3 separate regions of the Homo sapiens genome follow, and regions 1 and 2 are each linked to region 3. The links are chromatin contacts, found by Hi-C or POLR2A ChIA-PET in ENCODE. All regions are on one chromosome and are shown on one strand. The core of a region is the stretch at or near the end of the contact, and the rest is flanking DNA. Distances in the headings are between cores, read along the strand shown. Region 1 holds the start of ATP6V0A4 (ATPase H+ transporting V0 subunit a4). Region 2 overlaps ATP6V0A4 (ATPase H+ transporting V0 subunit a4). Region 3 overlaps KIAA1549.

The links. Hi-C counts contacts between places; a loop is a spot of excess contacts on that map. ChIA-PET counts read pairs that join two places held with the same protein, here RNA polymerase II (POLR2A). Pooled maps may share reads with other maps.
Region 1: a loop to region 3 is called in a map of Calu3, with 5 times the contacts of the local background. The contact joins the promoter of ATP6V0A4 here to the enhancer-like site in region 3. A Hi-C loop is called at or near these places in 1 of 168 maps with a recorded cell type or tissue (Calu3) and 1 of 50 pooled maps. POLR2A ChIA-PET finds 5 or more read pairs at or near these places in 1 of 52 experiments (GM12878).
Region 2: a loop to region 3 is called in a map of CD4-positive, alpha-beta memory T cell, with 8 times the contacts of the local background. The contact joins two enhancer-like sites. A Hi-C loop is called at or near these places in 14 of 168 maps with a recorded cell type or tissue (CD4-positive, alpha-beta T cell, CD4-positive, alpha-beta memory T cell, CD8-positive, alpha-beta T cell and 8 more), 2 of 37 single-sample maps with no recorded cell type and 13 of 50 pooled maps. POLR2A ChIA-PET finds 5 or more read pairs at or near these places in 4 of 52 experiments (OCI-LY7, Panc1, WTC11 and 1 more).

The regions. Positions count from the first base shown.
Region 1 is chr7:138,796,884-138,799,583 of GRCh38, forward strand. ATP6V0A4 (ATPase H+ transporting V0 subunit a4) reads right to left here and starts at 1,313. Exons shown (of 22, transcript NM_020632.3): 1 at 1,151-1,313. It overlaps TMEM213 (transmembrane protein 213), which reads left to right and starts at 1,111. Exons shown (of 3, transcript NM_001085429.2): 1 at 1,111-1,303. The coding sequence starts at 1,222. RefSeq lists a silencer at 1,081-1,375.
Region 2 is chr7:138,751,274-138,753,973 of GRCh38, forward strand. ATP6V0A4 (ATPase H+ transporting V0 subunit a4) reads right to left here. Exons shown (of 22, transcript NM_020632.3): 11 at 1,352-1,564. Among named protein-coding and RNA genes, the nearest start is that of TMEM213, 45 kb to the right of the region's middle. Within about 2 kb of position 1,383, at least 8 of the 41 ENCODE cell types and tissues checked have a DNase peak (open chromatin) inside an H3K27ac peak, as active enhancers do.
Region 3 is chr7:138,863,511-138,866,210 of GRCh38, forward strand. The region is part of intron 15 of KIAA1549; the gene reads right to left. Among named protein-coding and RNA genes, the nearest start is that of ATP6V0A4, 67 kb to the left of the region's middle. Within about 2 kb of position 1,306, at least 2 of the 41 ENCODE cell types and tissues checked have a DNase peak (open chromatin) inside an H3K27ac peak, as active enhancers do.

The sequences.
Region 1 (2,700 bases), core at 63-2,562, 67 kb before region 3:
TAAATGTTTTAGACGGAATGCAGAGCTCTAGTCAAGTTACTCCTCAGCTCAAAATCTCTACAGAACCTTCCCCTTTGCTTCCTGACTTTGTTTCAAATTCCTCTACCAGGCACGCAGAAGCTTAGCCCACAGCTCTCCTCTTGCCTCCCCACCTCACATGCCTTGGCTCACCTGCGCTTCTGGGTGCTGCTGGTACAGCCACCCTCTGACACTTCCTTACCTCTGGACCTTTGCTCATCTGTCCCTCTACCTATAATGCCATCTTCCCCTCTCCCCCTGTCAAAATTCTAGCCATCCTTCAAGGCCCAGGCCAAATGCCATTTTCTTTTTTTTTTTTTTTTTTTTTTTGGAGATGGAGTCTCCCTCTGTCGGCCAAGCTGGAATGCAGGGTCAGGAGCATCTCAGCTTACTGCAACCTCTGTCTTCCGGGTTCAAGCGATTTTCCTGCCTCAGCTTCCCAAGTGGCTGGGACTACAGGCATGCACCACCACACCTGGCTAATTTTTGTATTTTTATTAGAGATGGGGTTTCACCATTTTGGCCAGGCTGGTCTTGAACTCCTGACTTCAAGTGATCCACCTGCCTCAGCCTCCCAGAGTGCTGGGACTACAGGGTGAGCCCCCATGCCCAACCTCAAATGCCATTTTCTTCTTGAAGCATCCCATCAGCAGATGTGGCCTCCACTGTTGAAACCCACAGTGCTTTATCCTCCCAAGCCATTCCTCAAACACGGTTCTGGGGTTGAATGATGCGTGTTTGTAATTAACGCACTTCGACAGCAGGTATCTCCCAACTTCAGCATAGTGGGTGCTCAGTGAATATTGGCCCAAATGGAATTGAGCATCCATGCTACACCTGCAGATGGGAGAGGCAGCAAACTCATGTCCCAGGAACCAGCATGACACAGATCTCTCTTGTCCTCCCCTTGTTTCTCAATAAGGACAATATTTGCGCTCAGGGGAGAAGGGCACAGCTTGCCCCTCCCTTCCTTCCTCAGCCAACGGTTTGGCTTCCCTTCTAGAGAGGTGAGAGAAGGTGTGACAGGCCAAGTTTCCTTTGCTCCACCCCATGGTGTTTCCCCCAAACACCCAGCATAAGTTCACCTCTGGCAGAGTTGCTTTCCAGCTCCTGCAGGTGGGAGTCGACTCACCTGCAGCAGGCACTCGGCACAACTCCGCAGGACCGGCTCACCTGCACCGGGCACTCAGCACAGCCTCCAGCATGCAGCGCCTCCCCGCTGCCACCCGGGCCACCCTGATCCTCAGCCTGGCCTTTGCCTCCCTCCACTCGGCTTGCTCGGCAGGTAGCGTTATGAGCTTTATTCATGGCCAGGCTGGGAAGGGGGAGGGAAGGAGGGAAGAGAGGTGGGAGGGAAAGAAGGAGGAGGGGGAAGATTCTTTGGCCAGGGTTGGTCCTGCGCAAAGGAAGGAGGAAACAGAACTTTCTCATCTGAAGGATTAGGCAGGGGGTGGGAGGTGGGGCTGGGGCAGGGGGGGTCTTAGGTTGGCCTGAGACGGAGATCAGATACTCAATTCCTCAGCTAAGGCAGGAGCAGCCACCTCTCTTGGCCTTTGCCACAAAGAAAGGAAAAAGTTATTTGCTGGAGTCTCACCCATCAGGGGACCAAAATGATATCTCTTGGTCCGCTGTGTCCTGAAGGCTCCTTCTCAGCCCCACTGGGCTGTCGTGCTTTGCAATCCTCCCTGTGCACATTTGTGTCTGACCTTCCCTTTCCTAAGTCCTCCATCCCTCCCTGCCCCTTGTACTTTCTCTGCGACTTTCACAAAACCTGACTGCCAGGAGGGCTGCCATTCACTGTCTCCCACCCTCCTGCCTCCCCGGGCACTGGAAATGCTGGGTTATCTCCCCATTTTCCTGTGGAGGCTGGAAGGCTGATCTACATCCCCTGCCTTGCCCTGCCAGGCCGGGTTCTGCAACTCACGGCAGAGGGACCTTGGTTACCATCTTCTGCTCCTGGCTTTGATCTTGTTCTCAGCCACCTCAGAACACCACCACACTCTCTATGCCCTGCAACACTCCTGCTCCCAAAACCAACCCTGCCCCCAAAGTCCTGTGTCTGCCCCTCTCATCCTCAGACTCTCTTCTGTAGCCACTGCCAGGGGTGTTGGTGTTGAGGTTCAAGACGTGCACTCTTGAGCCGCTGAGCCTGAACCCAGGTCCAGCTTCCATGACTCACTAGCTATGCGACCTCGAGCAAATGACTTTACCTCTCTATGCCAAGTTTCCTCCTTTATCTCATGGGGACAATCATAGTGCTTGTCAAGACGAATTGATGTAATTTCATGTAAAGAACTTAGAAATAGCCCATAGAACACACACAGTGAATGTCAGCAATTATGGTAAGCACATTCATTTTATTTTCCAACTTCACCCCTCCCCAAATAAGAGTGCTGAGTTTCTTTCTACTTACCCCGACAGTGCCTTGCTTATGATGGGAGCTCAGAATCAGAAGACAAGTTTAACTGCACTGAATCGTTGGGTCTTCCCAGCAGCTTTTCTTGTGGAATAGCCCCAAGTAGGGCCAGTCCCTCCCTCGCTTCTGGCTCTGCTTATAAGGGAGGAGGGCGATGTTTAAATTCTTAGGAATTTTCACCGGGGCTATTCCATTTGAACCACAGAAAATTGCTGATATTGAACAATTTTCACCTATAACAATGGCAATTTCATAAGCTCGAACCT
Region 2 (2,700 bases), core at 133-2,632, 110 kb before region 3:
GCTTCACTCTGCTCCCAAACGCAGTTCCCGAGGGCAAGCCCTGTGTGGCCCGCATGGCGTGCGGTGTCCTTCTCCCCTGGGCTCTGAAGACGAGTGACTAAAAACAGCTGTCAAGCCCGTCTGTCCAGTGTCAGGGTAATGTGTTCGGCCATCTTGTACTATTTAGGGCAGGAGGGGGTCCCTCCTTCAATGGGGTGAATAACGGTGATCAGAACAAGCCCCCACTCTCCATCCTGCCCCTCGCCGTCCCCTGCTTGGTTTCCTGCCCACCACTCATCACTGCCTGAAATCTCATTAGTCACGGACATGCCTCCGTGTCCCTTTCTAGAATGTCTATCAAAGCAGGGTCTTGGCCTGCCAGTGTGTAAGCCCTAGATCCGTTCCTAGTACACAGGGAATGTCTAAGGAATGAATGGAGGGAGCGGTGAGAACTCAACGAGGACAGAGTGCTTAGCCATCTCGGACACACCGCAAGCGATCTACATATTTTGGCTCTTATTATAGATGCTTGGTTATTCATCTTTCTAGCTAGACTATAACCTCCATGAGGTAACAGGTGGTATCTACAGTCTAGCAGAGTGGAGCTGGGCATGGTGGCGCGTGCCTGTAGTCCTAGCCACTTGGGAGGCTGAGATGGGAGGATCACCTGAGCCCAGGAGTTTGAGGCTGTAGGGCAGTATGCCCATGCCTGTGAACAGCCCTGCACTCCAGCCTGGGTGTCATAGCGAGGTCCCCATCTTTAATAAGAAAAAAAAGACAAAATCCCCCCAAAACGATAGTCTAGCTGAGAGACTGGCACATTAATGCTCAGTATGGCCGGGTGTGATGTCTCACACCTGTAATGTCAGCACTTTGGGAGGTTGAGGCAGGCGAATCACCTGAGGTCAGGAGTTTAAGAGCAGCCCAGCCAACATGGTGAAACCCCGTCTCTACTAAAAATACAAAAATTTGCTGGACGTGGTAGGGCGCACCTGTAATCCCAGCTACTCGGGAGGCTGAGGCAGGAGAATCACTTGAACCCGGGAGGCAGAGGTTGCAGTGAGCCGAGACTGTGCCACTGCACAACAGCCTGGGCTACAGAGCGAGATTCTATTTTTTTTTTTTTTTTAAAAAAACCTCAATACGTACTCACAAAAGGTCAAAAAATGGTGAACAACTGTCAAACACTGAAAAGACAAAGGAATTTCTTTTATGTCCTCGAGTGGGGTTGATAACTGAAGACACAAAGATGAAGGAAGCAATCCTACCACCAAGTCACTTGAGTTCATGTGGCCCATGAGGCCAACACCCTCTGAGAGCCCAGCAGAGGGGCTGACTCATCGGACCCCTCCTGGCTCCACCTGCCACGCACCATGCCTTGCTCCAGTGCCCTCTTGATACGTGTGGCATCTGCCACCGGGAACCAGATCTCGGCGATGACACACTGCTGGGTGACGTCGATGTTGCACATGTTCAGGATGTGGTAGACAGCTTTCATCTTCTGCACCTTGATGAGCCAGGAGTGCCAGTTGGCAGCGGCTTCCTGCAGCAGGCGCTGGCGGTGAGACTCTGTTTGTGTTATGACCTATACAAAAAACAACACACAGGAAAACAGAGAACCTTCACAGAGCTGTTTGACAAGGTGCCAAAAATGGAGTGTCACAGGCCACAGCAGCTTCCTCTGCTCTGGCAGGCTCCTTTGACCTGTGGCTGTCACCTGGCCTTGAACTCTCCTGAGCAGTTTATCTCCCCCGCTAGAGGCTAAAACCCTTAGGCAGAGATTGTATCTTCCTTTTCTTCTAAATTCCTCATTGTCCTATTGTTATGGGTTGAATTGTCCACATAAAAGAGTCCTGAACTCTGATACCTGTGAATATGGCCTTTTTGGAAAGAGGGTCTTTGCAGATGGAATCAGGTTAAGAAGAGGTCATACTGGATTTGAATGGGCTCTAATCCCATATGACCACTGTCCTGATAAGAAACGTAGACACAGAGGCACACAGGGAAGAATACCACGTGACAACAGAGGCAGAGAAGTAGGCACTTGCAAGCCAAGGAATGCGGAGGACGGCCCGCAGCACCAGAGCTGGGGAGAGGCAAGGAGGGGGCTCCCTTCAGGTCTTCCGAGGGAGCACGGCCCTGCTGACGCCTTGATTTCAGACCTCTGGCCTCCAGAACCATGACAGAATAAATCTTTATTGTCTTATGCCACCCAGTTTGCTGTAATTTGTTACAGCAACCCTAAGAGATTACTACATCTACCACAACCCTTTACATACATAATCCCTCCAATAAATGACAAGTGAATGAATGAAGGAATGAATGGACAATTGGGCCCACACAGAATTTATTTAATGGAATCATTTTTATGTTTTGATGATACAACAAACAGGGTAATCTTTTTCAGCACACATGGCCTCTGTAAGAGACACACTGTAAGACAGACATGCTGGCTCTAAGATTAACGAGAGCCATGAGGCCACCGAAGCATCTCACAAGCCCAATACTACCTGTCACTTTGCAATATAATGCCCCCTGGCCTGGGGATTTCCAGGAGACAAGAGCACCTCAGCACAGAGGTGACTTTCAGAAACCTCAAAGAGCATAGCCCGAATTATATGCCTCAGCATCAGACAGTGTCTAAGATTCATCTTTGGCAGGGACTGAGCCAAAGGAGAAAGCTGCCCCTGCAGAAGCTGCTCAGCTGGGATCATCTGAAGC
Region 3 (2,700 bases), core at 56-2,555:
CTAGTAACCCCACAGTCAACCCACGGACAGGTTTTGCTTGGCCTACACACTCTTTTAATTGATAGCCATTATTTTAAACATCTGAAAATTTCATAGTAACACTCAGATTTCTGGGTTCTCTTGGCAGAGTCTGAAGCTCTGGCATGACCAGGCCCTCACGCAACACAGAAACCACCAACTGCCGTGAAGCAGCGACTGCCCTCGTGGGATGGGGTAGGTGCTCTTCTCTCCACGGCAGTCCCCACTGGCGACCTCCCTCTCTTGCACATGACACTCTTGGGCTTATGAGTCCATTTCTCCCAACTGCAACATCCCACTGGAGGTTCTACTAAATGAGATTTGTCACTGAGGAATCCTAATTGAGAATCTGGGGCCCCAAGGTGGCCTCTAGTTGATGATGTCACCTTGGAAGGAACCTGTGCTCCTTTCCTTGTGAGGTGGATAAAGGTCCACAGTCATGCCCTTCTCCAATTCTTGATTTTCTTGAGGAGCAGATGAGGAAGCCTGGTCGGCAGTGTACCACCAACCTAGAGCTCACGGGTGGAAAGAAGGGAGGGTGTGTCTGGAAGAACAGCCCACTGGTAAAAGGGTTTCTCCAGAAACAGAAGCGATGTTCCTGGCGGTGATTCCGGTGGCTGCGTATGTGACTCTACTGCAAGGAAGCAAGTAGTGTGGTGACACAAAAAACTGCAGGCACAAACTGAGATTCCACTGTGGGAAACGATCTCAGACATTTGAGCAGAGTCCCCAGCGGCTATAACCACTGCCAATCTCATTCTCAGTGGCCAGAATTTCAGAGAAGGCTAAACTTCTATACCGAGAGAGATGATCTGCAGATGGGAAGGACAGTCCCCTTGGATTCCCAATGGCCCCCGTGAATCCTGCCAGAAGGCCAGGAGCTCCTGGGCCAGGACACTTCCTCTTCCTGTCCTTCACCTTCTTGTTTTCTCCTCATTTTGCAGGCGAGACTATCAGAACTTGCAGGCCAAGAAGAGGATTTACTCAATTTCCTATATTCTACCATCTATATTTAGACTATAGATGTTTCACACATAGATGTGTTCAGATACAGTTTATCAGTCTTCAGAAATAAATGTACATCTTTTCACTGTTTACGGATTTTGGTGCCTATTTAGCAGTCCTTTGTGGGTGTTGCAAGAGGGTGACCAGACAGCCTGGTTGTCCAGGACAACCTCAGTTTATGCCTGTTGTCCCACGGTCATTATTAATAGAACACCCCCTTACACTTCCAAAAGTGTCTGGATTGGATGACAAATTACATCAAACTTTTTCTGTAAAGGGCCAGACAGTAAAGACTTTAGGTTTTATGAGTCATATAGTCTGTCACAACCACTCAACTCTGCCTTGCAGCAAAAACAGTCATTGATATCAAGCCAACAAATGGGTGCGGTTGTGTTGCAATAAAACTCTATTTAGGCCAGGTTTGGTGGCTCATGTCTATAATCCCAGAAATGTGGGAGGCCAAGGCAGGAGGATCGCTGAGCCCAGGAGTCTGAGACCAGCCTAGGCAACAAGGTGAAAGCCCATCTCTACTAAAAATACAAAAATTAGCCAGGCAAGGTGGCATGTGCCTGTAATCCCAGCTACTTGGGAGGCTTAGGTGGGAGGATCACCTGAGCTTGGGGAGGTTGAAGCTGCAGTGAGCCGTGATTGCACCACTGCACTCCAGCCTGGGCAACAGAGCTGGAGTGTCTCAAAAAAAAAAAGTTACTTACAAGAACAAGCAGCTGGCTGGATTTCTACCAAGGCCTGAATTATAATGGTCACCCTTATTACAAGGAACCAAGGAATATTTCTCTTGGCCTTAGGAGAACACACCGCTCAAGGAGAAGATATTTTTGAGGGGAAAGTGGAAAATTCAAGGTAATTCAAAAACACATAGTACTTCCCTAGTATAGGCTTGAAGATGAAAAAAAAAAACCCTGTACATGTACCACTGATTCTAAAATACAAGTTGAGGGAAAAAAAGATAAACTACCTAAGAAAAGATGAGTTCTGAGACAGGCATTATCTTTTAAAGTGTTTCAGAATTCAAAATCTGAGGAAGATTTTTATTTTGGGGCAATCTTTTAAAAAAGGAGCCACTGAAGGCAAGCAGCCTCTGGGGTGGTGTCTTCCAGGAAGAGGCTGCTCTGCACCCACAGGAGGAGGAATCCCTGCACTCTCTGCTAAGGAAAAAAGGAAGAAAACGATGCTGCAAAGCTACCGCAAAAGAAGGCTGATCTAGAGTCACTGAAGCAGGCAAATGAAGACAGCCAGGAGAAGACAGGTTCCTCCCCATACAAAACTCAATCATTTAAAAAAATCAAAGAGAGGGGGACTGAGAGGGTTCCCCACAAATTCCTTTGAGAGAGGAGCCCAGGTTGGCTGGAGAAGTGAAGGGACAAGAAGGGATGCTGCCCCTTCTATCTGTTTCACACCACAGCAAGTCTCCACTTGGCACAGTTTACAAAAGCTCCGGGTGACAACCCTGGGGAGCCCTCCCCAGATCAAGCCAAACCCCACAGATGCCCAAATACCCCCAGAACCCAACACAGCACAAGAGCACCACCTACTGTAAGAGCAGCCATGCACCACATTTAGAAAGTAACAGGAACTACTCAATTCCTCGTACTGAGGAAGACAGTAGTTTCATTTACAGACAGCCTAACTCTGAAATCGCACTGATCCCCATGAGTA